3 separate regions of the Homo sapiens genome follow, and all the other regions are linked to region 1. The links are chromatin loops, found by intact Hi-C in ENCODE. Cell type or tissue: PC-3. All regions are shown on one strand. Links, peaks and the distances in the headings refer to the core of each region. The heading gives the core; the rest is flanking DNA. Region 1 overlaps GPC6 (glypican 6). Region 2 overlaps GPC6 (glypican 6). Region 3 overlaps GPC6 (glypican 6).

Evidence for each region. Peaks named below come from ENCODE experiments on the same cell type or tissue, not always from the same donor. Only the 100,000 strongest peaks of a DNase experiment are listed, where the experiment ranks them.
Region 2: a loop joins it to region 1, with 13 times the contacts of the local background. A loop is called at or near these places in 6 of 110 quality-filtered maps.
Region 3: it touches region 1 in a loop (4-fold over the local background); 3 of 110 quality-filtered maps call a loop at or near these places.

What each region holds. Positions count from the first base shown.
Region 1 is chr13:94,356,713-94,366,888 of GRCh38, forward strand. All of the region lies in intron 6 of GPC6 (glypican 6), which reads left to right. Among named protein-coding and RNA genes, the nearest start is that of DCT, 120 kb to the right of the region's middle. In PC-3, for the core only: a CTCF peak has its summit at 5,864 (motif pointing left); a DNase peak (open chromatin) is centred at 5,899.
Region 2 is chr13:94,264,835-94,275,010 of GRCh38, forward strand. The region is part of intron 4 of GPC6 (glypican 6); the gene reads left to right. Among named protein-coding and RNA genes, the nearest start is that of GPC6-AS1, 82 kb to the left of the region's middle. In PC-3, for the core only: a CTCF peak has its summit at 5,898 (motif pointing right); no DNase peak of the experiment used is centred there; H3K27ac peaks cover 216 bases.
Region 3 is chr13:93,959,370-93,969,545 of GRCh38, forward strand. The region is part of intron 3 of GPC6 (glypican 6); the gene reads left to right. Among named protein-coding and RNA genes, the nearest start is that of GPC6-AS2, 110 kb to the left of the region's middle. In PC-3, for the core only: no CTCF peak of the experiment used is centred there; DNase peaks (open chromatin) are centred at 4,352 and 4,662; H3K27ac peaks cover 1,539 bases.

The DNA of each region.
Region 1 (10,176 bases), core at 4,752-7,251:
AGGGCTCTGTGAGAAGTAGAGCCTAATTAAAATGAAAAATGTAGCTGGGCATGGTGGCATGCATCTGTAATCCAAGCTACTTGGAAGGTTGAGGCGGGAGGGTTGTTTGAGCCCGGGAGTTCAAAGCTGCAGTGAGCTAGGATTGCACCACTGGACTCTGGCCTGAACAACAGAGTGAGACCCTGTCTCAAAAAAAGAAAAGGTAAAAATGAAATAATGCATTTAAAATGGAAAATGTGTCATGGAGTTGCCAGTTAAGAATCCATGATTGATAGATGTGAACAAGACACCACTCGTCTGTCCCCTGTCATCAATCTGGACCATTGCCCACCCCACCTGGCTTTCCCAGCGCCATACCTGTGTATCCTTCTGGACCCCACCTGGGCTGTTCTAGCACCCTTCAATGATTCTCCAGAAAAAATACTAAACTGCTCACAGTAGACTATAAAACCCTGTAGGATCTCCTGGCCCACTTCTCTGGCCCCAACTCCTGCCTCTCCAACATATGCACTTTGCCTTTCAGTTGCACCAAACTAACTACTTTCCAAACCCTTAGTGGGTTTGGTCCACATGAGCCTTTCAACATGGGCTCCATCTGATTGGGAGCCCCAACACCAGCTCACTCTTCAAGATCAGCTCAGAGAGACAGAGAGACCCCTGTGGGAGCTTCTCCCTAGAGCCCCTACTTGGCAGACCCAGGACCCCTACTCTGTACCTCTGGACCATCTGATGCTCCGCGGGTAATACTTATCCATCAGAAGCTGCATGCATCGCCTGTAAGATACAGCGTGAACACACAATTCTGCGGCACTCTTGGCCAACTGATGGTACCCAGGCCTTGAGAATGCCTCCCTCGCTCCTTGAACCCTCCCTAGAAATTGATTGGTTTTCTCATTAAGTGGTCACAGCCCTAAGGTACCACCACCATGTGTCTATTTTCACTGGTCCTGAGTTAACCTGTTATGCCCTATCCCCTTTACTGTGGTGTAAGTGCCCTTACCTTTTCCCATTTGATCTCAGTTTAATTAACTTTGGGTCACTGGTTTCTGCTCTTGAAAATACATACTCTACACTCAGCTTTCATTCTTCTCAACTCAGTTCTTGTCAATGTTGACATCACGTTGTACTACTGTCTGTTTTTATGTCTATACCTCCACAGAAGAGAAAGCTCCTTGAAAGTAGAACCGATGTCTTTTCATCTTTGTAGCCCCAATGCCTAATGCGGTATCTTGCACAGAGAAAACCCTTAATGAATGTTTGTTGACTGAATGCATGAACACATGCAGCGATACAGCCATTGCCATTGGTCTTTAAGAGAAAGGACCATGGCACTTTGGGAAGCCGAGGAGGGTGAATTACCTGACATCAGGAGTTCGAGACCAGCCTGACCAGTATGGTGAAACCCCATCTCTACTAAAAATACAAAAATTAGCCTGGTGTGGTGGCATGCACCTGTAGTTCCAGCTACTCAGGAGGCTGAGACAGGAGAATCACTTGAACCCGGAAGCAGAGGTTGCAGTGAGCTGAGATAGTGCCACCGCACTCCAGCCTAGGCGACAGAGCAAGACTCCGTCAAAAAAAAAAAAAAAGAAAAAGGAAAAAAAGAAAAAGGACCATGAATTAAGTTATGGCAGCAGTACTACATATTCAAAAAACTAAGTAAAGAAAATAAAGACAGATTTTTTTTAATTACTGCAATCAGATTCATTGGTCATGAGAACCTGACCTATAGGCTTAGAAGAAGTGAAAAGATGGATATAAAAAGCTAGACTAAATCTGAAAATTAAAAGACCTTTCAGAGAAAGAAAACAAAGTTGAAGTCACAGGGTTGAGCTTGCCCTGGAGAGATCACACTGTCTACTCTTTAACCCCATGGGTCTGAGTTTTCAGATTTCCCGTGTATCAGGATGAGTTGGGGATACAAGTTAAGAGTGCGAATCTCCAGACTGCAGGTCTAGTACCTGTGTCTGTACTGAGAGCACATTGTGTGAACACCTTGGCATGGTGACCCCAGGACCACCTATGCCTTAACCATTTTTGATCAGGGAAAAGCTCTTTTCCTTGTAAAGATGACTACAGAGTTTCCATGATTTTCTAGGATACTCAGCATGTTTTTCCTGAAATCCTCTTTTTCATCATGTTTTAGGAAAGCCTGTTCTAATGGCTTTGTTTTCAGAAAAAAACTGTTTTTAAAATGTCAAGCGAAAGAGATTTCTAAGTGTCTCTTCTTGTTGTGGAGTCACCTTTTTGGACCAAAAAAAGTAAAATCAAGTTCTGGACAAAAGTTCTAGCTCCTCTGAAGTTTGTCCTTTCCTCTCGACCATATAAATAATGGAGAAGGGGAACTTACTGGTATATCTCATTTAGGCACTTGGATAAATAACACCCCACTTTCAGTTATCTTTGGAAAAAACATTGAGAAACCCTCTTACCTTTTTGAGGACAAAAGAAGCAAATTGAAAATGCACTAGGCCTTTTTTAAATATTTGTGATTTGGCTTGAAAAAGAAGGTCGGTTTTCCACATAGGAAATAATTTGAAGAAATAAAATGAAAACTATTTTCAAAAGACTGTTTAACTTTCCTTTAATTATACTAAAAAGAATAATAAAGAGCATGAAGCATATTGGAATTTGTCATTTATGGATCACCATGGCATAGTATAAAAATTCAGAAGTAGCTTCTAATGAGAAAAATACAAAAAATAATATCAGTGAATTTTATATTTATTAATCTAGGGGAAAAATTGAGAGGTTAGGGTTCCATTCTGTTCAGAAAGACTCACAGTGTAACCTCACATGCCAGCATGATCATTATACTATGACTTTCCAGTGCATCAGGAATAAAACATAAGGCTCGTCAAAGAAGTAATAGAAAAGCAACCTAATATTGAGGCTAACTTGACACAAATCATTCTAATTATTTACATTCAGAGCTCCTTTTGCTGAGACCTTTTTTTTTTTGAAGAGATAAAGGCTATTTTCTAAATACCACTGCTTAGCTACCAAATCTATTAACAGAAAGCCCCTGGCGTTTGATCTTTCAGATTCCAGTGTGCTTCCAGTACTGTTTTTATACTTATCTGCAATAAAAAGGTGATTCCTCCAAGCGCTTTGGATTTGGTTGAATCAGATTTACTGTCTGGCTTCTCAACCTTATTCCCAAGTACAATGTAATAGGAAAATGCAAAGCCCTTTCAAGTCCCCATGGGTTCCTATGGCAGGGTGGTGAAAATTTTGTTTTCTTTACTACTTTTCATTTCATAAGAGAAATAGTCTCAAGGAGAGGATTTCTAATGCAATGTTGTTAGATACAGACCATTAAATATGTAGGGCTGGCTTTCCAGCCTACATATGCAGCCCTATGGGAAAACTCTCCCTTTGTCATGGAAACCCAGGGGAGGAGTTGGTCTGTGCTGTTTTATGAATAAAAAATCCAGAAGGGGAACTCTTTTTCCATTTTAAAGCCAGGAGGAGTTTTTAGGACTTTCATTTTTTCACACTTGCCTGTTAGAGAAATGGCATAAGTTTTATGGTATTGTGCATCTAGAATGTTCTTAGCACCACCTGAAAATTATTATTTCCGCTGATAGTTAAGACAGATGATAGATGACTGATCGATGATAGATGATTGATTGATTGATTGATTCAGGGACAGTATAATCCACTGTTATACATAACCAGAAGCATAATTGGGCAAATAGCATTTGATTCATCTGTCTTTGGACCTCCTAAAGGAAGATGGGCTGATTTAAAATGTTATCTTGAAAAATGTATAGTCTTGTATTTGTTTGGAGGGTTCTAGACATAGGCATTGTTAGAAATGGTTTAGAAAATTAGGAAAGGCTACTCAAACCATAGTGGCGTTAAAAAAAAGGCCAAGAATTAGGAAATTGTTTGTAGGGCTGCTAGAATCACAATGATGTTGGAGAAGGTCTAGAACATTAGCATGGACTGATAATTCAGGGAAGAGTACCAAGATTTCCAGAGTGCTATCCTCCTCCCCCCAAATATATTTTCCATCTTTTTTGAAATGAGTGAGACCTACCAATAGGCACAGGGCTTTTCAAATGCATTCACACTCTCCAGTTCACCAGTTCTGTTGTAATGGTTAATTTGAGACTGCAGGCTCTGGGCCCCCACTGCCAAGGCTCAAAACCAGGCCCTACTACTTGTGCTATGTGATCAAGGCCAAGAGACTTCACTCTTCACTGCCTCAGTGTGTTCACTGTTCTTGTGAGGTTGTGGTGATTAAACAATAAGATAGGAGTGATGGGTGTAGCATGGGGCCAGCCACTTAGTGAGGATTTGATGACATCTCACTAAACAAAAAGGTCACCATAGAAATGCAATTCTCAGTTATTGCATCTGTAAAGTTGAGACATCAACAGCTACCTTTCAACATTTTTTACAAATTGGAGGCAATTATGGATTTGGTTGCTGAGTGTCCAATAGGTATGGTAGCCATCACTGTTGTTATCATAATTTTTATCAACACCTGTCTCACTCCTTGTTGTACAGGTCAAGAAAACCCAACTAGATCATAGCTTCTTGAAGACAAGCAGGCTTCATGGGATACTACCTGCATAGTTGCACAAGGCCCAGTGTTTAGAAGTACCTGACACTCTGTAGTTGCCACGTTCAAATTCCTAATAATATTTAAACAGGGAACCCTGCATTTTCATTTTGCACTGGGCTCTACAAATTACGTAGCTGATCCTGAGGACAGGGACTGTTTCTAACTTGGTTTTATAAACTTTGTCTTCCAGGCACAGTTCTTTATACACAGTAGGTTTGCATTAGATGTTTCTTGAAGTGAATGGGCATTGCCACTAATTAATAATAACTGAACATGAAAATCATTTATTCAATGCCCACTTTCGGAAATCCAGGCTCCTCCTGAGCTTATAAAGTCCTTTTGTGGACAGGCCTTTGGCCAATAACAAGAATCAATGGTGACAATAATCGTTCCAAGTAAATCTTGTAAATGTAGAAATGGATTGAGTATTTGCAGGATGTACTTCATAAATTCAGACAGGAAGGTTGGTTAAATGTTTAAAATTGTTGTTTGGAACAGATTAAAGGGTGCAAAAAATGTTAGCAAAATCACTTGGGAAAGGTGGTTTCTAATGTTTTTAATATTGGCACAGTTAGTAACTGACTTTAAATCCTTCCTTGATCAACATAAAAAGACATTTCAAGGGAAAGGAAATAAATGGTAATGCCATTAACCATCACACATTGTAGAAGTACCTATTATAAAAAATCCTTTCTAAGTTTTACTGTTCTGGATCTAAGCTTATTTCATAGAAATACAGAATTAAATACTACACTTGATTTCATTTTGGAATATTAATGAGACTGAAATAAGCTTTAAATTTTTCTTTGACTCATTAAGCTGGAAAGTCAAAGTGCTAAAAATACATACTTTTGCTTCAACATAGGCTGAAATGGATACAAAGAATTTTGTGTCAGGGGGAGTTTAACTTAGAGTAAAAGGACCTATCGGGGGAAATTTGAAGCAATTGTAATGTAGAATTTGGCTATTATACATAAACATATGTCTATATTCATCATGTAGCTTTACTTGTCAGAAAATATCTATCTTAAAACTTGTACAGTCAGAAAAAGTATCAATAACATAAAATTTCACAGCCCCCTTTTAGAACTATGGCCTTAACATTTTGTAGGGAAATAAAGCTTTGGTTAACCTTGGCTCTGGTAGACCTCATTAAAATAACAGCCTGTCAGTTTCAAGTTTAAAATAACAGGGTTGTCAGTTTTATATGCAGTGGAACAATCTACAGTTTTATTCTCGGGGATAAGACTGGTAAGGGGGTGAAAGGTGGACAAAGACTGGACAACACTGCCATCTGGTGGTTATAATGAAGGTGGCCTCTAAATGCCTGGAGACGAGGCTGGACCATCTTGAAGGAAAAGAGGGTGACGTCAGCCTGCTTTAAGCAAGTCACTGTTCGACTTTTTGATAGCCTTTTGCCTTTAAAATGTAGGTACATGCCCAGAGCCTAGATGCAATTTATAATCTCAAAGTTACAGTAAATCAATAATAAACTCTGCTCTTTGGTAATCTTTAATCCCTGCATATCCATGATTTGAGAAAATTAATTTTCAAGAGAATGAAATCTTGTGAAAAGAATTAGATTCAACAAAAACTTTATTTTACTTTAAGTTCTGGGATACATGTGCAGAACGTGCAGGTTTGGTACATAGGTATACATGTGCCATGGTGGTTTGCTGCACCTATCAGCCCATCATCTACGTTTTAAGCCCCACATGCATTACGTATTTGTCCTAATGCTCTCCTTCCCCTTGCCCCCACCCCCCGACAGGCCCTGGTGTGTGATGTTGCCCTTCCCGTGTCCATGTGTTCTCGTTAGATTCAACGAAAACTTTAAAAAATATTTTCCTTTATTAAAACCACCACATATCTGGTGTTTTATTGCATGAGTATCTTGTGAGAAATTCATCAAACTGATGATATATGATTTGTTTACTTTTCTGGATGATTATTAAACTTCAGTAAAAATAAATAAATGCAAACCAAAAAAAGCTGTTCATAGGCAAAATTTTGATGGCTGTCACAAAGCTGGATGGAACATGTTCCCATTTATATAAACTGAAGCAATTCTAGACATAGGCTGGATTCAAACAGACTTCTACTGTAACCTAACTTCGATTCAGTTCTTTCCTGCTGTACTTCGGACAGTTGACTGGGGGTATGGAGCAGGGGCAGGAGAGTGAGGTCAGAGAAAAATGAGTTCTGTTGATTTGAAATGCAACCTACTCAAAAAGTTCAGAAGAAGATACTGAACTCTCTAATGTTGAGCTAATAGCCCACCTTTAGTTCATTCAGACAACAACCCCTAGCCTAGGAACCATGCTCAACCCCTCTCAGTAGCAACTGGCCCCCTCTCCTGACGTGCTTAGGAAGGACCTTAGACCATGCCCTCAATATGGTAGCCACCAGCCATACATGGCTATTGACCACTAGGGATGTGCTGTAGACAGAACTGAGATGAGCTCTAAGCGAAAAACCCACAACAGATTTTGAAACCTGTGCCATCTAACATGGCAGCCATTAACAATGTGTGACTATTGAGCAATGGAGATGTCCGGTGGAATGAACTGAGATGGACTGTAAGTATAAAATACAAACTAGGCTTTAAAGACTTAGTACCAGAAAATAATAAAGAATATACAATATCTCATTTAAATGTTTCGTGTTCACTATGTATTGAAACAATGTTTTGAATAAGTTGTGTTAAACAAAACATAACATTGAAGTTAGCTTCAACTTACTTTTTTTAAAATGTGGCAACTAGAAAATTTAAAATTACACCTGTAGCTCCTTTGTGGCTTACATGATGTTTCTACTGGATATTGCTGCCTTCAGGCTCTCATTGCTTCTTCGAACAGGATGGCCATTTTGCTATTTTACAAGTTGTTTTCTCTCTCACTGGAGCTAAAGTGGGCTGCCTATGACACTTCTGCAGCTTGTAGGAGACTAAGAGGACCCATTTAGGTTATTGGATGCTTATGATGCAAAGGTGAAAGTCAAGCAAAATTATGTCACCTGGGTCTAATCATAAGCAGAGTAAATCGTACTCCCTGGTTGGTGCCCCATGGGGTAAATTGGATCTTTAAGGTAACCAGATGGCTCTCAGGAACAGGTAATTTACCTCACCGGGGTAAGAACTTGATTTGCAAGAAAGAATACAGTTTAGTCCCCCAATGCCATATGTCCCCATGGTGACATTTGTACTCATTAAGTACTTCCAGTTCCAAGTGCCCTAGCAATGTATGAACTTTCTTTCTCCCTTATTGTAAAATATTGATTTTACTTCTCACACCCTACAACCCTTAAATGTGTGAGCCATTTTTAATGCTCGTTTATGTGTATATATCATCTTTCCTCCACTGGGTGGTTAATTGAAGGCAGGACCACGTCCCTTAAATCACTGTATGCCCAGGACCTTAAAAAGGCCCAGTACATTGTAGATACGAATCAAGTGTGTGTGCCTGCCTGTGTGCAGCTGTGTGTGGGGGTGGGGGTGTTTAGTTGGAGTGACTATCCATAAACAGACCCTAAGCAACCAATTATCTATAATATAGGGAAGCTTACAAGGAAGATGCCCCTCCCTATGGCAGTAAACTTATTTTGCAAATAAGGGCATGTCGAATTTACATGTCATTTACAATTTCATTTGAAGACCCAGAATTTGAACTTGCCCTTCTGCCTACTCTGCCGATTGTTCATTTATTCATTCGCTATTATTGAATACAACCAAAAACCAGGCATTGTGCTAGGAGATGGGACACACATCTGCTAGGAGGTGGTGAGCACAAAGGACAGAGGCCCTGCCCCTATGTCACCTGCAGCTGGGAGGGAGGCCCACAACCATGATGAATAGGCAAATCTTTATGGTAGGTAAAACCAAACGGATCTCTGTGAGCACATATTCTGGGGAGGTCCTAGTTGAAACCCATAGAAAGACTTTCAGCTAAATCATACTCTTCTCTCCAATGTGTAGACTTTACATTTGAGTAAGAGTTCATAGACAGCCTTGGGTGCTGTGGTTTACATTCTTAGACATATTTATTAGTATCTCATCCTATTGTTCCTAGAATTCCCTTAGGCTAAAATCTTTGGTATTTGAACTCGAACCAGTTCCCAGTTAAACCCAGGAAGAAAAAAGGCAGATCATTGCATTATAGCATAAATATAACACAAGAAATGTAAAAGTAGCATTTATTATGCACCACACAATGCAAGTCTACATAGTTAAGTACAAATCAAATCATATATGCCCAAAAGACATTTATATGCTTTTGGCTGCCTATTCCATAAAAGATTTATGGCAATCCGTCTCTACCCTAAATGGCTTTAGAATTTAGATAAATCTGATTTCCACCTACTAGTTGCTGAATATTTTCCTATGCTGCATCTAAATTACTTTTCCAATGTGTGTACATCCTTGTGGGTACTCTCACTGTTGGATGGAATCATGTTTGCAATATCTTACGTAAGATAAGTAAGATATCATGCTCAGTGACACCACTCTTGGGTGAGCAAAAGGTGTTTCTTGTTTCCTGGTAAGTTCCAAATGTCTGTAGGCTTCAGAGAAACAGACCAGAATACACATCTATTTCTCAGCTTCGGTGTGGAAGAATAAAGCCACCAAACTGTTGGAATTAAATAACGAATTCTAAAATATTCAGGAATGCCTAAACTTGAAGTGAAATGCTTTGCAATGCCTCCTCCCCCTTTTTTAATTAGCAGACTTACTTGTCCTGGATTTCATTCCCTGAAGATGAAATTTCAATATTTTCAGAGTAACTTCAGGTAGCTATGAGCTTAACTGAATCACTGTGGTATGCCAATCACAGGTAGAAATAGAGATGGAAATTCTCTATGAGTTTCCTAAGTATCATCAAAGGCCCTGTGAAGGGGTTGTACATTTGAAGTAAGAGTTGGCAAAGAATCTGAATTTTTCAGCAAAACTAAATGTTCAAACATTAAACTTTTTCTCACATTGGCAAAATTGAGCTATTAAATATTGGAGTGGTCTCTGGCAGTTTTCCAAATCAGGGCTAATTTCCAGGTTAGTCCTATACAAAGGGGTCAATCCTATGCCACTAGCATCATCTTGTTAGCTATATCAGGAAATTGAGGAAATATGGGGGAAATTTGCCTTTCAAACCACAAAGAACTTCCAAAAGGTTTCATTCCATAATGATGATAGAATAGATGATGGTAGGAGCAGAGGTCAGGTTTAAAATAAAATATCCAAAATGCTTCAAGGTGCCTTATATAACTGCTAGAAATACTGAATTCATTCTCTTCTTTTGAAAGCGCACTTGAGATCTTCCAATCCAGCATTATGAAGACCGCATATCTAATGACCTAATTTAGAATCAGCACTTGTCACAATCCATGCTCTAAATCATGGCAAGTTCCTTGGGGATTTCTGCCTCTATACAGCAAAAATAATGCCTGAGAAAAGATAGAGGCCGAAGTTAGCCACCAAGGAGAATAGAGCTGTTCTCCAAAGCAGAGAGCGAGAGAGCAGATGGGACAGACCTTTGGTCAGCAGCGAATCAAAAGGAGCATTTACCAGGGGCTAGGCAGAGAAAAACAGAATCCACTCACAATTTGAA
Region 2 (10,176 bases), core at 4,520-7,019, 92 kb before region 1:
ACCTCATAATCATGGCAGAAGGTGAAAGGCCTATCTAACATGGCAGCAGGCAAGAGAGAATGAGAACCTAGTGAAAAGGAAAATCCTATATAAAGCCATCAGATCTCGTGAGACTTATTCACTATCACAAGAACGGTATGGGGGAAACTGCTCCCATGTTTCAGTTATCTCCCACTGGGTCCTACCCACAACACGTGGGAATTATGGGAGCTACAACTCAAGATGAGATTTTGGAGGGGACACTGCCAGACCATATCAACTTGTTACTTTAGGAAGATCCTAATGTGATGCACATGAAAACAGGAGAATCCGGTGGTTAGATAACTGGCGTGTAATATGAAAAGGGAGTGTATTAGGGTTCTCTAGAGGGAAAGAACTAATAGGATAGATGTATATATAAAGGGGAGTTTATTAAGTATTAAACTCACATGATTACAAGTTCCCACAATAAGCCATCTGCAAGCTGAGGAGCAAAGAAGCCAGTTCGAGTCCCAAAGCTGAAGAACTTGGAGTCTGATGTTTGAGGGCAGGAAGCATCCAGCATGGGAGAAAGATGTAGACTGGGTGGCTAAGCCAGTCTAGTCTTTCCACGTTCTTCTGACTGCTTTTATTCTAGCCATGCTGGCAGCTGATTAGATTGTGCCCACCCAGATTAAGGGTGGATCGGCCTTTCCCAGTCCACTGACTCACATGTTAATATCTTTTGGCAACACCCTCACAGACACACCCAGGATCAATACTATGCATCCTTCAACCCAATCAAATTGACACTCAGTATTAACCATCACAGGGAGAAAGGTGAAAGCGAGAAGGGAGAGAAAGCAAGAAGTGTAAAGGGTAAGGTAAGTGGGTAAAACTTGCAGAGAAGGAAAACTGAGGAGCAGGAAGTGATTAAGCAAAATAGTATGGGGCCAAATTACAAGAAAAGGGCTGTCAGAACATATCACTGGTTGCTTAATTTGTGCCACATATGATTTTGTAAATTAGATTTGTATAAGTAAATGCCATCCACATACATGATTTATATTATCAATTTGTTTTATTGGCATTATTCCCAAGAATGCTGAAAAACATATCAGCAGAATTGGAAAGAAAGTTTCTAGGCAATAGTCACTCCTTTTCATCATAAATCTGCACTAGAGCCCAACTGTCTTCTCTAAACCAGGACATGGATGTTCAGCTGCTCACTGGATGTTTCCGCTAGGTGTCTAACCTATTATTCTTTTCCCTTGGAACTTGACCTCTCATCACCTGCAGTTGTTATACTTTTCCCTGTCTCCTTGTTTTCTCGTTTTTCTTTTCTTTACTTTTCTTTTCTTTTTTTTTTTTGTTTGTTTGTTTGTTTGTTTTTTGAGAAGGAGTCTCGCTCTGTTGCCCAGGCTGGAGTGCAGTGGCACGATCTTGGCTCACTGCAAGCTCCGCCTCCCGGGTTCACTCGATTCTCCTGCATCAGCCTCCCGAGTAGCTGGGACTACAGGCGCCCGCCACCACTTCTGGCTAATTTTTTGTATTTTTAGTAGAGACGGGGTTTCACTGTGTTAGCCAGGATGGTCTCGATCTCCTGACCTCGTGATCCGCCCGCCTTGGCCTCCCAAAGTGCTGGGATTACAGGCGTGAGCCACCGCGTCCAGCCATCTCCCTGTTTTTTCTTACTGCTGTTCTCCTTGTCTAATAGTCCAACTTACACTCTTCCCCACCCTTCCCCACCCTCCCTCAGTCTTTCTTCTCTACTTAACTGACTTCTAGCAATTCTAGCAAACTTCAAAAACGCAGCCCCAGTTATCTCTGCTCCCCTTTCCCTGCCCGGACTGACTTAAATGCTCTTTCTTCAAGATTTCATTGCACTTGGTACATGTTTCCTATTTAGCCGTCATCACACTGAATGATAATTGCAAGTGTTGCTTGTCTGTCTTTCCTGAAGTCTGGTATCAAGTACAGAGTCCTATATCTCACAGGTACTCAGCATATGTTGGCTGATCAAATGAATGAGTACAGAAAATGATAATGCACTTTTAACTGTCAGTGAAGTCAAGAGTTGAGAATATTTAGTTCTGCTGAGTCTTGCATTGATCTTCAACGGCTTAGTCATTCAAAAGTTATACTAACATGAAGGGTTAAGTGTCTGACCCATACGTTTTTAGTCCCAAAGGTGCTATTATGAGCATTATATTTTTTATAAAGTTTTAAGTCTTCTAAATTTTTTACACTATGATGATGTTATTAGTTAGCCTTTAAAAATAATGACTTTTAAAGCCCCCGTTTTCTCACCAACAACAAAAATGGAAGTCCAGATCCAGTCTTCTTGTGGTCTAGGTGTATGGGCCAGGGGTGCAGCAGATGACTTAGGAGAAATGGGGAAGAGACTGGTTGTCCAGTCAATATAATTTTGTAATAACGTTTGGAAACCACTGGTTTCTGAGACACTGGGTTTGGTTTGTTGATATGGAAATGGTAACCTATAAGGGTTAGCTTGGAAATGTGTGGAATAGTGTTAGTAAATACGTACAGTCTAATGCAAGTTTAGAAGAACAAATATATTTTTTCTGGGTCAAAATGTTTCAAATATTCTTAAGACTTATACATAACAAATATATGTGAAGGAAAATAGATGGATGTATAATATGCAAGCAGTAGACACATCTTTCTGCCAAGAGTCAGAATGGGTTTATTCAATAAAGAACCACTAGCCTTTCTCAGAATAGTCTAGTGTCAGTATAGTTGTTAGTCTTGGGGTTCTGACCCAATTCCAGCTAAGTAATTTTATTCTGCCTGCTTAAATTTCCCTACCATTACCACTCGACACAGAATTCTTCTTCATTTCTTGCTCCATCTAAAGTGTGATTCCATCCTGAAAAAGAGCTTCATGCACCACTCTAAAGGTGACTGCTTTGCTGTGATGAGTGAGGCAATTTTGTTATGTTAAGTGCTTTGGGGAAAAAAGCACTTATAGTGCTCCCGTAGAAACGCAAGCTAATATTACTCAATGAGCCTTCCTTTCAGCTGTTGTGCAGTGTGGCATTTTCAAAATGAAGAGGCCTTCCCCCATTGCAGTTTATTTATGTGATATATTCAGAATGGACCTATTTCCTAAAGGCATCTGGGAATATGTGTAGAAGAAATATGAAAGAAACAAAAATTAAACACAGATGAAGTTAAACAGCTAACAGTGGAGAGGCTAGTGGGGTTGCTAAACTGCAACTTCAAACCTAGATCTGAAATTCTGAATGATTAAGAAGAATGGAAAATAATTACACAAGGATCTTCCAGCACATCTGCCACCTTGCTAAGGTCTAAATTGCAAATGATGTTAGTAGTTCCAAGAGGTACTTAGGGTAGGCAAATGTGTCCATACTAACTACAGAATTCAGAGCTTCATAGACTTTAGAATAAATAATTTTTGCAAATTTATTGAATATTTACATGCAGCATTTAAAAGACAGCCACATTTTTGAAAAGTGTAGCAGCCAACACATTGAATATACATAGATATAATTCCTTTCTAGAACACATCAGCATGCTTTTTCTTTAAAATTAATCCCTTTCATTGTCTTTTAGTAGCCCCAAATTATCTATTCCCTTTCTTAGAATAATCTTTTAGCCTGTTTTTAAGGTACATGTTTGCTTTGAAAAAGTGGTATTATTGATCTTTAAATACTGAAAGGTGTCTTAAGGTTAATTCAAGAGTATTAGCAAAAATAACCTTACCTAAGTCTCTTGAAAGCAGGTGAGGACACAGATAGGAAGGCACTGTAAATCAATTGTTGGAGTGTTGACTCTATCATCAAATAGCAGATATTCTGATTTTTTTTTCTATTTCATTCCTAAGTGAGGAGGCATTTTCTCCATCTTTTCGTCTGAAAATCTGGCATAGGTACGTAAAGAAAATAAGAGGAAATCTTTCAGAAGAACATCAAGGCCTGTGACATGGGATGCTTTATTTGACAAAGACAACAAAGATTTCCCTCACTGAAGAACATCTCTCATATTTCATGACTCTTATTATAACGTTGTGACAAATTCTGGAAGCATTTCCTGGCCTTTCACATTGCCTCTTGAGTATGGACATTTTAACGTACTTACTAGTGTTTAGAAGCAGAGATGTTAATGGTTGAAACCTTGGAAGCCAGGGGCTCATGGGCTGGGAGGGCATCCAATTCTGTTCTCAGTACAGAACCTCTCACTCCATTAAGCTTGTTTTATTTTTATTTTTTTCAAAATGAGGCGAAGAATAACATCGACCTCTTAGAATCAAGAAGATTAAATGAAATACTGCATGTACCACTTCCTGCAGGTACATAGGAAGTGGATGTTAACAGGTGGCCCCTCAACAACTGAGCCACACGTTCGCTTTTGAATCTGGATAATGACTATGTGATGAGCCTATATATATCTATACCTTCATCTTTTATTATTGTCTCCTCAAAATGTCTGTAATCATTAACACAATGTCACGCACAGCTAGATAATGCTGTCCCCATGGTTAAAGTCCTGCTTCACTGGCATTGTGGTTTCAGGATGGATTCATGGGACTGTGACCCGTTTTCCTGTGATATTGATGTCTTCCTATTCGTTCTTGAAAGCCTACCTTTTATACCAATTTTTCTTTGCTTTAACATTATTTTGAGAGGAAACGGTCTTAAGAATGAAGCTAGAAGTAAAGGTCAAGTATTTTTGTGGCAGGGCACAAATCTCTGCAGTCCTTCTGTCTTTTTAATCAGCTACCCCGGTGCACATTGTCCCAACCCACACAGCTTGTGTTTGCTTCCGTGGGCTGCATCCCTATAGCTTTCATTTGTCTCGACCACCTGCGTCTTTCACTCTGACACTGAACACCTGTGTCCACTTTTGTCCCCAACCTGAGCCTGAGTCTGGGATCAGTTTGCCTCTGCCCACTTTCTCTTTGGTCTATCTGGACACCTGCCCAATACTCCTGACCTGATTGACCCCAGGTGCTTTACTGCGCTCCCTCCTAGTTGACCAAACTAGTCATAGATTCATATGATTTAGGAACTAGAAAGTCTATCAGATATCTACAAATTTAAGCATTTAATTTTACAGATGGGAATTCGTGAGCTCAGTGTCAGATGTTGATGTTGTGGTGCAGGCAGGACTAGAGCCTCTGTCTCCTTCTTATGTAATTAAACCCCTTTATGATTGCAAGGGGGAAACAAATGATCTGTTTTAAAACCTAAAAGTTTAAATCTACACATAGAATGTCTGCTTGAATGTCTGTTTTTCAAGTGTAGGAAATATATTACATTGTGGAATCAGAGCTATATTTTTTGCCTTCATTTATCTCTCTATGAGAATTCTATACCTAAGTGTATGTTTGAATTTTTATGTTTATTAATAAAATGTGTTTACTATACTTTGTTCTTCAATGAATAAATAACTGTCAATTTAAAGAAATCTATCTTAAGTAGATAATCAGAAATAGGGACAAATCTGAGATAAGGAGTATATTTTATAATAGTGCAAAATCAGGTAAGAATCTAAAAAGCCAACAATAAGACAATTGCTACAGAGGTCATAGTGCATTGCTGATAGGGAATATCATGCAGCCAGTAAAAAGGATGCTTTCATAGAATAATGAGGGGAGTATCTAACTATATTGCTATTGAATTGAAAACAAAGGGTAAACATTGCATACATAGCCTGATCCTAATATTGTGCCTATTAGAGTTAACATCTGAAAGGAAGTATCACAAAATATTCGAAGTATCTCTGTCTTGGTTAGTTACAGATGATTTTTATTCTCCTCCTTGTCTTCTTTTTCCAAATAGTGTGTGACAAACACATACAAAGAAAACATTTGAAGTTTTAAAAATCTAATAAAAATGTAGTTATGTCTTTCTGAAAAACAAAGTTACTTTTCACTTTGTCGCTAGGGGGAAGTGTTCTTACTCCAATCATATGCATCTTCTAAGACCAGAATATACCACTGCATTCTCAAAATCAACAAGGCTACTTTTCCATGGGAAGTTCTGAAAGAGTCCGAACACTAAGAGAAGTGGCAGAAAGAGAAAGTATGGGCCCACAGCTTTCAAGATGAGGGCTGCTGGCTGCAGTTCCCAGGGGCACTTGTTTGTTTAATGCAGCCTTATAAAGGACCAGAGACAGAGAAGTATAATTTTTTTTTTTTTTTTTTTTTTTTTTTTTTTTTTTTTTTTTCTGAGACGGAGTCTCGCTCTGTCGCCCAGGCTGGAGTGCAGTGGCGCAATCTCGGCTCACTGCAAGCTCCAGCTTCCCAGGTTCATGCCATTCTCCTGCCTCAGCCTCCCGAGTAGCTGGGACTACAGGCTCCCGCCACCATGCCCGGCTAATTTTTTGTATTTTTTAGTAGAGACGGGGTTTCACCGTGTTAGCCAGGATGGTCTCGATCTCCTGACCTCGTGATCCACCCGTCTCGACCTCCCAAAATGCTGGGATTACAGGCATGAGCCACCGCACCTGGCCACAGAGAAGTATAATTTTAATTCCCTGGAGCAGACGGTGATTCCCTTGCCTCACACTTGTTAAATACACACACACACGCGCGCGCGCGCGCGCACACACACACACACACACACACACACTCCATCATGCCCACTTCTCTGAGACTTCTGCAGGTCTCCTTGGCTAGAATGACAAGTCCAGGCAAATTCACTAATGTTATTTTTCACCTGTCCTGAATAGGACCTTCCCTAGCCCTTTACAACCTTGAGCCTTGGGCAAGTTATTTCCCTTCTAGGGTCTTAGTTTCCCCAACCATTAAAGAGGATAATAGTAGTTCCTACTTCATTGTAGTGTTGGGGAGATAAAACTAATCTCAGTGCCCTAAAGTGATTAGAACAGTACCAAGCCCATTGAAAATACTACATGACAAAAGATGTGTCTCTCTCATCTTCTGCTTCTCTCTCCATCCCCCTCACTTTCTCTCTTTCTCTGTCTCCCCCTCCCTTTTTCTCTCCCTCCTTCCTCATCTGGAAAGTGATCTTTATCTTCACCATGTGGCATTTTGAAGATAGCTTTAAACAAGATGCAAAGGCAAAAGAAATAACAAAAGTCATCTTGCCATTTCATGGGGTAAATCAGAGATGAGATGAAGTCATTCACTTCCTAAAATGAGTTTTTTCATTTTTTTAAAACAATCCACCTTTTTCTTTGGGTCTGCTGACCCATGATTACAGGGTCATATTGTGTTTTTTTTATTTTTGTTTGTTTTGTTTTTCATTTTGGTTTACCTGGCACTGAGCAATAAAATAATAAAATATATATATCTTTTCAATAATACCAGTATGCACAGAAGTAGGAAAAAAGGGCTCCCATTGCTTACTGAATTGCTCACTAATCACACTGTTTGAATTCAATGGGGAATTCCACAACACACCCGACTTTTCATTTATTTATTTTTTATTGGTTCTGGGAGAGGTTTGTGATTCATTCCATGTAGGTTGCAAGCCCTTGTACTACAGGAACAAATGGTCTCTGGGGCGATTTGGTTTATTAACTTTTAGGGCAAAGGAGGAGAAATAGAAGAATTGCTTAACTGCAATATGCTGGTGAAAAGTTTAGACTTTTGTAGTTCAATGACACTTTGAGATATTTTGACTGGTCCTGCTTCTTTTTCTTTTCTTTTCTTTTCTTTTCTTTTTTTTTTTTTTTTTTTTTTTGAAACAGAGTCTCACTCTGTTGCCCAGGCTGGAGTGCAGTGGTGCCATCTCAGCTCACTGCAAGCTCCGCCTCCCAGGTTCATGCCATTCTCTTGCCTCAGCCTCCCAAGTAGCTGGGACCACAGGCGCCCGCCACCACGCCCGGCTAATTTTTTGTATTTTTGGTAGAGACAGGGTTTCACCGTGTTAGCCAGGATGGTCTCAATTTCCTGACCTCATAATCCGCCCACCTTGGCCTCCCAAAGTGCTGGGATTACAGGCATGAGACACCACGCCTGGCCCTGGTCCTGTTTCTTGATGATAGATGGACTGATTGTAGAGAAGGAGGCAGCGTGATGGAGTAGAAAGATACCTGGCCGAAAGACAGAGACTCAGGCCACGGTCACAGCTCTGCCACACATGCCCAGCCACATCACCAGGCTCCTCGTGTCCCTGGAACTCAGTGACCTTCTTCACACATGAAGAGGGTGAACTGGACACAGCCCCCTCTCAGTAAGGTTTTGTCATTTCAGGGATGATGATAAGTCATATCTTCCACATAAACTTTGTGAGGAAATAAAAGGAACTCTCCCATCCATAAAGAAATAACAATCTTAATACAATAAGCATTTATTGTGCTGCCTGCCTGGTGTTGCATTTAACCCCCCAGTGAAGTAGGAACAGTCTCCCTGATAGCAGAGATGAATCCCAGAACTAACAAAGGTTAAGTAAGTTGCCCTAGGTCAGAGAGCCTGTGGCTGGTGGCACCAAGCCTCAAGGCCTGACGCACATCTTATGATCATGCCTCTCTCCATGCTGTCTCTCTGGGGGAGCAGAAAGACCATCTAAGCTGTTAAGGATTCAAAGTAACTCAAGTGAAATGTGCAAGTTAATAAAGAGGAAGGAGCAATGTGAATGCTTTTATAGCTTTGTGAAGGGTAATTCAGGATCACAGTGCCCATGTGGTAAGAACAGAGTTACTATGAGAGACTTAAAGAGAAGCTTAATTGGAGCAAAGAAAGAAAGAAAAAACTCTGAGATAGGACAAAAAATGCTTTGTCTCCATCACCTATGTTTTCTCCTTCATTATTCTCTTGTAAAATGGTGAAGCACGTGGAATTTAGTAAGTAAATAAGATACAGGGTAAGCATGTTGATGCTATTTGTGCAATTTAGGCACTTGGTGTACCAGATGGAGTGAGAGCAGATACGAGGGCTACTGCTCCAGGAGCTGCTGTTTACATTTAATGAGTTGCTTTGGGTTGGTCCAAATTAATCCACTAGCTACGAAAACACGGTAGGAGGCACTAGAAACATACACAGAGTTCTTCTCTCAGAAAGATCTTTAAGAACTCTTTACCCCTTAAATTCTATGACTCATCTTTAAGGCAAGGAATGATAGGTTGATGTGAATTATTTGAACATTCCAAGCTACAAATGACATAAAAACTTATTCCTATGAAGAATCAACAATAAAAATTTAAATAAAGAGTTATGGTTGGTAGTATATACTTTGATGTCCATCACATTCATGATTTACAAGGCCTACTCTTCCTGGCTTATGATGTAACTAAACATCTCAAAGATATAATATAGCAATGAGATGATGCTTACATGAATATATTATGTTTTTATGAAATACAAGGCATCATTCTCCTAAAAAGAAGCCAATGTCGGAAAATGAATCCTGTAGATTCTAATTCCTGCACTGTGTGAGGACTACTGGTGAATTATTTTCCGCCACAATTTGCATTTTCTTCTGCAGTGTTATAGCAAAATAAGCCTCTTTGTTTGCACTGGTTTCAGAATTAATTTAGTTTGTATATTTGTTCTCTCCTCCTCTTCCTGGATTTGGTTTCAAAGTAAACAGTTGTTTTCATTAAATTCTCTTTTATTTGGCCTTAGTTCTTTGGTTACTGTCATTATTCTGGATGGCTGTCCCTGTTTTATTTTTGAATCTGATATCTGTACACTGTTTTAAATTGCATTAAATTGGTTCGCTTCCATTTTCTATTGTTTACCTCATTCTGGGTACTATGATTTCTGTAGCTACATCTGATTCCTGTCATGGTGTGATCTTTTTGTATGAACCTAAACACCATACAGGGTTGGCAGAATGAGAAAAAGAAAATCAACAATTTGATGTTTACTGAATGTGGACAAATTACAAGGAAGAAACAAAAATGACATTCATCACAGAGATTGTCTTGAAAGTTAATGACAAACTTAGAGTCTTGAAAAGCAGCAGGAACTACCTTGTTTGGTAAAGCCAAAAATATCAACATCTTTTTTTTTTTTTAGCTTAACCTAGAAATAACCTCTGACAGAAGCAAAAGCAGCCACACTTTTCAATTTCAAGCTAAAAGAACTAAAAAGTTATTTCTACCTAATAAAAAAGTACAATAAGATTCTGAATTCCCACAGAAACTCTTCATCTACATTATAACACATCAAAAGCCACCAAGGGGCCATTTATCCTGTAGACCAGTGCTAATAAAGTTTTGTGGGCATTTGTGATGGTGTTCATGGCAGGAGAGTAGGGAGAG
Region 3 (10,176 bases), core at 3,669-6,168, 400 kb before region 1:
CCAGGCTGGTCTCAAGCTCCTCACCTCAGGTGATCTGCCTGTCTTGGCCTCCCAGTGTGCTGGGATTACAGATGTGAGCCACCATGCCCAGCCTATTTGTATGATTTTTATTGTTTCTTCTTACCCAATTGCTCTGGGAAGCACTTCTACTACTATGTCGAACAGAAGTGGCGCATAAATAAACTACTGAGCTAATTTATTATCTGATCTAATATTCAGAAATAAATGCTCCTACCTTTGGATTCCTTTAATGGATAAATCTATCTCTAGACCCTCTTAGTTTATGCTAACTCACCTTAGTTGAGTAGGTGGCCTGTCACTACCCTGATGGACTACATCTCAGGGGTCAGCCAGAATCCTTCTTAGGAGCCAGGCACTATTCTAATTATTTTATAGGTATTAACTCATTTACTCTTCACAATAACCCTATGATCCAGTCTTATCTTTATTTTAGAAATGACGAAACTAAAGCATACAAATTTTAAGTAAACTGCTCAAGATCACGCAGCTAGTAAGTGTCAAAGCTGGGGTTTAATTCCAGATAATCCAATTTCCTTTCTGCCTCTAAAAAGCCTTGTGTGTTACAGATTTAGTTGTTGCCTTTCTTATTTTATCTAGCCTCATGAGGGAAAGAACTGGTAATCTCCCTCACCCTCAGGCACGTTTCTCTGTAGACTCCACATCTTCTCAGGAGGTAGTGAAAAGGTGGGAAAAATAAATTACTGATCTCTTCAACTTCGAGCAACACGTCCTTCTTGCTGGTATTTCCTCAAGCTGTAGATGGTGGGCTTTCTCCTCTTGCGGGCTCCTGTGGTCCTAGTCTTTCTAGAGAAGAACTATATTAATATGGTAGATGGTCATGGATGAAATACAAACCAAAACGTTTTTACATATTGAGCACTTAATTACTGATTTGAGCAAGTCTTCCAGGATAGGTTTGACTCACTGATCTATATCATTCCCTGGAATCCTGCCCATAACCCATCACAGTCACGGATCTCCGTAGGCGGTAGTGTGTTTTGCAGTTGCAGAAAACCTCTCAATTCCTTCAAATACACCACAGTCAGAAAGTCCTATGACTTAGGACTTAGTTCTCTGCTAAAATGTTCATAGGATGGAAGATGGAAGAAGCATGACAGAAGGGAGTTACCAGAGAGTTGGAGTAGGGGCAGGAATGAATGCAACAAAAATGGCAGCCAGGGTGCTGAGGTGTATAAGGTTCTCTTGTAGCCTGCCACTCCTTGGGGGAGCATCTCTAAACATTTAAAAGTACTAAAACACTTCACACATTGGATCCCAAGTTTTTTTCCATCTCATTTGGTTTTCTTCAGTAGCCTTAGACTCCTAGGTCTCTGTGATGCTGAAGCCACTGCTGTATTCATGTGGATTATTTGACATCATGCAGAAAAATATAACCAGTTTATTGCTGGAATTTTTTTTTTTTTCTTTTTTTTTTTTTTTGAGACAGAGTCTTGCTCTGTCGCCCAGGCTAGAGTGCAGTGGCGCAATCTCGACTCACTGCAAGCTCCGCCTCCCAGGTTCATGCCATTCTCCTGCCTCAGCCTCCCGAGTAGCTGGGACTACAGGCACCCGCCACCACGTCCGGCTAATTTTTTTGTATTTTTTAGTAGAGGCGGGGTTTCACCGTGTTAGCCAGGATGGTCTGGATCTCCTGACCTCGTGATCCGCCTGCCTTGGCCTCCCAAAGTGCTGGGATTACAGGCGTGAGCCACCGCACTTGGCCTATTGCTGGAATTTTTAATCTTCCCAACTGGTTGGTTGTTTTGGCATCCTGTTGGGTGTCACTAGATGCCATTTAAAACAGATTACTTAAATCTAAATTTTAAGAGGAAATTTAGAATCTGAAATGAGAACCTATAAATAATCTCTTGAGTCTTAACTGGCTGGCCAAACAATAAAATAAACCTATAATAAAATTCTGCACATGAGGCAACTAATCTCTAAATTTAAATAACAGTTGCATTTACCTCCAGCCAGGTGTTTGGAAAGTAAATAATGCGAAGCAGTGATTGAGATAAAATATGGCTTTACATGAAAAATCAGTATTTCCACCTTCCTCTTTTTATATTCAAGTTAAAAGTAGCCCATTGAACTTTTAAAAGTTGAAATATATTTCCAAAAGAAAAAAGATTCATTATTTATTGTTATATTGTTGACATACCAGAGTAACACAGAATAGCTTTTGAAATGCATAGACCATCACAATTCCTTTTAGTGATGAAGGGAAACATTAGCATGCTTTGATTTGGCCATGATGTCCCAGACATTGTTTGTCATTAGCTTAGTAAATGGTTTAAAGATAGAGGAAATGATGAACTTCTACTAAAATTTCAGAGGAGACTTGAAAGTTTAGTTTGATTGCAGTGCAGCCAACTTCATATGTTTTAGTGCTATTTTAAGTTGAAATTTCTCCCCTCCTTTTTTTTTAACAATAAATGTAAATAGCAGAGATTTTAGGCAATTGCCAAGGTGTTTATTTGTTCAGTTAGCCATTTCTACTAAAATCTTTGAGCCGTCCTAGCCTCACCTAGCTTGAAGCTAATATTAACAGCATCTGTAGTTCGTTGCTGTTCAAGACTCAACTATTCCTGAGGCTGTTCACCAAACATGTTACATAAATCATTCCTAGTCCTCACAACAGCCCATTCAGGTCGATATTATCATCTCCATTTAACAATTAAAGAAACAAGTTCAGGAAAGTTAAGATCACACGGCTGGTGAGTATTTGAACCATATTGCTTACCTGATAAAATGTAGTCCATTACTATAAGTCCCCCACAACATGGTTGTAAATTCCATTTCACCTAAAATAGTAGCAGGGCTGACAGTCCAACTTCAGCAAAGTTCCTGCATAACATATTTCATCTTGAATAAGTAATGGCATCTTTTTAACCCTTAAGCATTTGATAAGGTTCTTTTGTTGAAATTAATTATTGATAAGAATGGTCGCATGAAAGGATACAGAAAGAGAGATGTTGTGAAAGTTACCCCAGATCATTTAATTTAGTAACAGTAGTTAGCAAAAAATATATATATATTTTTTTTCTTTCTCTAACCTGGATTCTCTCTTGTTCATACTACTCCCAGTTCCTAACCCAGTGCCCCACATTCTAAGCAGCCTTGAAATATCTGCCGAAAGACTGAATACAGAAACGAATAAGTGCATGAAGGAATAAACACATAAATAAACAACAATACTTATATAGGTGTTAGTTATTCTTAAAGTTCTATTATTTGGTGACATGGATTAACATGTCCTTTGAAATTTGAATCCAGGTGGTAAAACCTAGAATAACAAGCTAGTCTATTATACAGATGCTGTTTCTGTCACCCCAAGAAATACTATAAAGTGGCTTCAATGTATTATTATAAATTAAATATGATCGCTTTTTTGCTCTTTGGACAGAAAATGACTAAAAGATGAAAGTGTGTAAGCACACACAGTGGTGTCTGATAAACCTTTGTTGGATTGAGTGGAATATTTCACAGCAATGGCAATAGGTACTTGTAACCAAACTCTCAAATATTGTGTGACAGTTGTTCTGATTAGCTCTATCTCACCATTAATATTTATTGAAGCAAAATCCATCATGGAGAATTCATAATACCTTTTGCATCTGAAATTTAATGGCATATTTTTATGTGAAGCATACCAGTCTCCTAAGCTGTGTAGCATTTTTTTATATTCTTTACTTTCTGCTTAGGTATTACTTTTATAATTGAATAATTGGCTATTTTTTCTTGTAGATTTGTTCCCAATCCTCTAGATTTTCCAAGATCACTATGAGTATTATTAAGTAAACAAAATCATGAACCATGGAGAAAAGTGCTTTTAGAAAAGGGTTTTCATGGTCTTGATGAGCTTTATTTTTTTTTTCTGCAATGGCCACACATATTTTAGCTACTGAACAAAATCTGCAAATAAACTCTTTTACTCATTTGTGATTACTGAATAAAATAGAAGTGTACAATGATATAGGCTCTGATGGGAAAATTTTGTAAACACCAGGTGGAGAGGACACAGAGGTGATGCAAACATCTTCCACATTTTCAAATGTCAGCTGTTCTCAAGAGAGGAAGCTTAAATAAACATCATTTATAGTCTTAGCAGATGTTATCGATACGTAACACTTTAATTGTAGTTTTCCAATATCAGTGCTGTTAATAACAGTTCAGAAAAGATCTGAAGTGCTTTGATTTTAATCAGTGGTCATTTAAAAAATAGCTGTGCTAAATGGCGTATGTTTGTCTTTAAATCATCTCCGTTAGACAGATGGTATCTTTGGAATTGTTGTGACATTTCATTGTTGCTGGTGACTGATGACTCATTGTAGGAAAATCCTTGTGTACACAATACGTGAAAATAAGATTGTTTGGTGTTCTTTCCTACAGCTAATTTTCAAACAGAATTTCAACAGATGTGACAATTTTACCAAGATGTTGTCAAAATAAGAGCAACCCACTGACAAATGAAATCTGGCTCATGTTCAGCCCTTTGGTACCATTCTGGTTTGTTCCAAGTATCAGGAGACTTTGTATCAATGTCAGCCCTGATAACTTGATCATTTCAGATGGCACACTGTCAATTTTTTCATCCTTTCTAATGACTCACTTTGCAATCGAGATGCAACACTTCCTGGTTTTTCTTTTCCTCCACCTCCCCCCACTCATGTATTACCAAAGAAACAATGCTTGTAACTGATCTTTAGTTGTTTGGAAATAAAATGAGATCATCTACTAGAAAGACTTTTAGAGGTCATGGAGAAAGATGATCCATGATGAAGGAACTCACAGGGTCCTAAGGAATTTCAGGTTTAGCTGTGAATGTTAGATTGATAACCTTGCATAGTGAAAAAGGTAACTCCTATGACAATTCAGTCATTGCTTCCTTGACTAACGTGGTGGTACTAACCCTGGGAAAATGAGGTCCACACATAATGATATCATGCATTAGTTTAAGTGTAAAAAAAGGCCGTAAAAGGAGCCCATTATTATCAATGGCAACTGGATGAGCAATACTGTTAAAATACTGGGTTTTATTACAGTGAGCTGACACAACAGAATATTCAGAATCACTTAAAGTAGCCCAGCACAAAACCCTTTAATGATGTATCATCCCCTAGGAGGGCTAATCAAAAACAGATAAAAGAGGGGAGACAATAATATTTGTGCACAGTAAATCCTATTTTAAAAGAATAATGGGATCAAGGTGTAACTTTGTTTTTAAGAAGTGGGTAGTGCGTATAGTAAAATGTAACTGTGTTTTCTCTGAATAGCGTATTTTATTCCTGACCAGTCTTCCAGAAGTATCCAGAGGGCAAAAGTGTGACTGAAAGCAATACAGTGAAAATTCTGTTGTTTCTCCTATTTCTGAAGTGACTGGCGTTGTTATCATACTGCATTATTCACCTACTAGAAAGAGAAAATAGCCCAAAGTTTTCCATTTCCATTATGGCTCCAGTAATTCTCATTCTGTTCCGCTGACTTCTACATGGGAATAAAAAATGTTGTAGCATTCTACACATTGCAGAAAATAGCTTACACTCAAAGCCCTTATCAAGAGAAGAAAGTTTTAATACTATTGCTACCATATAAAAAGAGACAGCAGTCATTTAAAAAGATAGTTTTCATTTCATGTTTAATAATTATCTCCTTAATTATTATGTTTTTGTAAATATATAAAGTTAGTAAGTATTTGGGAAACACTATGAGTTTGTTTTTTTTTTTTTTTTTTTTTTTTTTAGCAAGGGAAGTTTGGTAGTTAAAAATAACCACGATTGGGAGGCTGATGCGGGCAGATCACACGGTCAGGAGATTGAGACCATCCTGGCTAACACGGTGAAACCCCCTCTCTACTAAAAATACAAAAAATTAGCCGGGCATGGTGGCAGACGCCTGTAGTCCCAGCTACTCGGGAGGCTGAGGCAGGAGAATGGCATGAACCCGGGAGGTGGAGCTTTCAGTGAGCCGAGATTGCGCCACTGCATTCCAGCCTGGGTGACAGAGCAAGACTCCATCTCAAATAAATAAATAAATAAATAACCACGAATACTTTGCAATTCATTCGGTCAAGAGGAGGAGACTGTTTCTCCCTCTTTTATTTGGGTTGACCTTGTACCTTGCTTTGACCAGCAGGATATGGTAGATGTGATGCCATGGGACTTCTGAGCTGAGGACTTGAGAGAGCTTGTAGCTTCTTTCTGTCTCACCCTCTTAAAACTTGGTCACCAAGAGGTAAACTGAACTAGCCTGCTGGAGAGGCCAGTGGAGAAGAACTGAGGTGTCCTCACTGCCAGTCCGTTATCTGCCAGATATGTGTAGACAGCCTATTTAGAACATTGAGCCCTTGTCAAGCCACCAGATGACAGCAGCCTCTTAGGTCACCTCAGAGGAGACCAGCAGAAAAACTGACCAGCTGAGCCCAGCCAAAATCACCAACTCCTGGAATTATGAATGAATAAGGGATGACTGTTTGCAGCCACTACGTTTTGTGACAATATTTTAGGCAGGAAAATATTCTGAAAAAGTAGAGTGAAAAATCAGATCCAGCCTGGCCAGCCCTCTTCCCGCAGCCCAGCACATCTATCAGCCCAATATCTCCTGCCATGACCACAGGCCAGTTATGAAAGGAAAGACCACCATGATCCTCTGACATAAACTCTGTGCTGTCACGTCTCCTGGGGAAAATTATTCCACTGAGGTCATAGACTGAGTTAAATTACAAGCTGAGGGATCTCCTCCTGGGGCACCTTTGCTTGTATGATCCACCTTAATGTCAAATGATTCTATCCTTTTTAGTGTCACTGGCTGCAGGCAGGCAAACCTGCTTACTCAAATCAACTTGACATAATAGGAATAAGAATGTAACCATTGTGCAGCAAGCCAGTGACAGAACAGATCCTCAAAGAATTGAGTGGGTCCTCATCTCCTGCACTTGCCTAAAACAATATAAAAGAGTGAGCCAAGGTATATGTGTGTGAATGTATATTTCCTTTACAGGGTAGACTTTTCTTTTGCTTCATATGGGCTACCAGACCTCTGCTTTTGAGCACACCTCTGTTGGGTAACTCACTTATGCTTTTGATCTTCTGTGTATACTTTGCTGTGTTTGTTTGGTGGACCAAGAGCTAACAAAAGTATAAGCAACTTTAGCCCAGCCCAAGTCACCAACTTGGACAGTCTTTCTTGCCTAACCTAGAACAGATATTAAATTATTTAGGAGAAAATGAGACTTTACTATCAGTTTTGTTTGTTTCCTTCATTTTTTTTTTTTTTTTTTTGAGATGTGGTCTCACTGTCGCCCAGGCTGAAGTACAGTGGCATGATCATGGCTCATTGCAGCCTCAACCTCCTGGACTCAAGCAATCCTCCCTCCTCAGCCTCCCAAGTAGCTGGGACTACAGTCACATGCCACTACACCTGGCTAATTTTTTAAAAATATTTTTGCAGTGATGGGGTCTTGCTATGTTGCCCAGGCTCATCTCAAACTCCTAGGCTAAAGTAATTCTCCTGCCTAGACCTTTCAAAGTGCTGAGACTACGGGCATGAGCCACTGCACCCGACATGTTTCATTATTTTTTTAAAGTTTAGACTGAAGGTGATGTCATAGATTTAAACAGTCTCTCCCTAACCAAAATTTGGATGGTAAGGCAGAAGAAAGCATGAGAAAGGGAAACTTGAGGGAAGGTCTCCAAATACAGAAAAGGATGATGATGAAAAGTATTCACACATGTGGTGGTTTTGCTACTTTTTTCTCCATTTCATTTACGCAAGCATTTGCTGAGCAACTGCAGTGTGACAGTCACTTTGCTGGGTGCTAAGGGGACTGAGATGTGTAAAGTGTGACATTTTCAGTCAGAAGTTTATAATCCACTGGTGAAGACAGACAGTACAAATGAATAGTTATAATTCAGTGCTACATATACTATGATTAAAGTATTTGCCACGATGTACAAAAGTAGTAGTTTCAATTTTGAATAATGAGAGAACAGACACAACCTCTAAAAACTGTACTGTTTCCCAGCACCAAATATGCTTACATATTGGAAATGATTTGTTTGCCATTCCTACATGCTCATATTTGCTTAAAAAGACTGAAAATGCTGTGTATCTCTTTTTATTTACCATCCTCAAGCACAAGTAGAAACTCAATAAATATTTGTGATTCCTGGTGCAACAAATGTTTCTGCTTCCCCTCACCTGCCTGAGTTATGCACCTGTAAAACATCTTTCTGCGGTTCATTCTGCACTGTGCCTGTCATTGTTTGGACCTAGGAAGACTTCTACCTGATTATAACCAAGTGAGATATGACAAATATTTAAGGAAAATTCTAGAGAAATCACTTAATGCATTAAATTGATTTTTCAGAAAAATAATGAATGGTATGTGTTCTAAATTTTCTTACTCTCTTTACCAACGAGAATGCATTGTAAGCTCTCAGAACATAGATATCAGAACTTATTACTACCTCAGAGACTACACACATTGTAACCCTTTAAAAACTGTTGGCAAATTGGACTGAATAGATCTTCTGTAAACATAATCTAATAGGTAATCCCGTGGGCATTGACTCAGTAAAATTAAATGTCACCTTTTAAGGCCTTTCTAGAAATGCTTATGAACATATGAGTAAAAATAAAAAATTAGGAGTGCTCATTTTAAGATAAAATTTGTAACTGAATGTTTTCCTTTAATTCCCTTGAACTCAGATCTTAGAAAAAAACTTCAATATAAGGCGTAGCTTTACTTTCTGGTGTACTTAGTAAAATGCTCATTGTTAGAAGAAATGAAAGGATGTAGCCAATTGATATGGAAGAGAGAGTGGGCCTTCAAGAGTGCAGGGCATTAATAAAACCAAAAATACTTAGAAAATAATTGCTTAATACATTTAAAATTTAATTTTAAAGAAAAATATAAAGTGTGGATGATTAAAGGTCTTTAAAATTTTAAACTTCTGTAGCTTTATCCAAAGGCATTTCTATAATCACTTAATTCTGTTTCTAAGTAATTGGCTAACACAATTAGCTTAAAAAACAGTTTTTAATATTCACAAATCAGTTCACTTGTATTATACTCATTTTTTTCTTTAATGGAATGCATTCTGTTAATATAAGACAATATTCAGAGTGTGCTTTCTTATTTGTAGCAAAATCCTGTTCTGAAGAAGCACATGTTTGGTACAAGCCACCTGAAATCAAAGACTTAGAGAAAAGTCACTTTTAATCCAATTAAAATAGCCATACACTTTCATATCCTTTTTAAATAAAATTTCAAATTAAAAACCTTTATAGGTTTCCTTAGACTGGCTGTGGAATACATAAAGGTGATTCCATTAGATCCTATTCTAATGAACTGGGATTATGGAAATTTCCACAGATCTCTTCTTAGTCACATTTAATAGGAAATATATATTACATACATATTTATGGAAATAACAAATTAGAGTTTAATGTATGCTGTACTGTCAAGGATCAATATAGAATTATTTGGAATGACATGGAAACTAAGAGGCTTGAGAAATTTTTGATGCTAGATGTTGGTATAATATTTGATTTAGTTTTCCCCAGTCTCTCAATATTTCTAGATTCCACAAAGATCCAGGCATCTCCTGAAGATAACAGTTTCTTACTAGGCAAAAACCCTTGGGATGCCTTGATGCTAAACATTTAGAAGATGCTCAGAAGCATGAATAATCATCTAGCACCAACCGAAGAGATAATAAAAATGTGATACACACTGTGGTCATCTTCCCAGCTATGTTCTACTTCTCCCCAGTGTTATGGCAGCTTAGTAGTTTAAAAGGGATTGATATCAACTGTGGTTTGATACTGATTGTACTGGTTGTATCAGCAAAACCCATTCAGTTCAGCATAGAAAAATACAGAGAGATGTGATGGGGCTTTAGAAAAAGATTCCCATTTGTCCTGCAGTGAGAGCCACTAGAAGAGACCCTCACTATCCCTGGAAGTAGAGAAGGAAACCTAGGATCCCAACTGTGCTTAGCATCTTGTAGAAAACTTAGGATGAAGTGTATGCCAGGGATGCCTAAGCAGACAGAGAAAATGCATCCAGTTCCTTGGCGATATCACTGAGCTGCAAACCCAAGCAACCATGAAGCTATCCTTACCCCTTCACCTCCCTGTTACTCTTTGCTC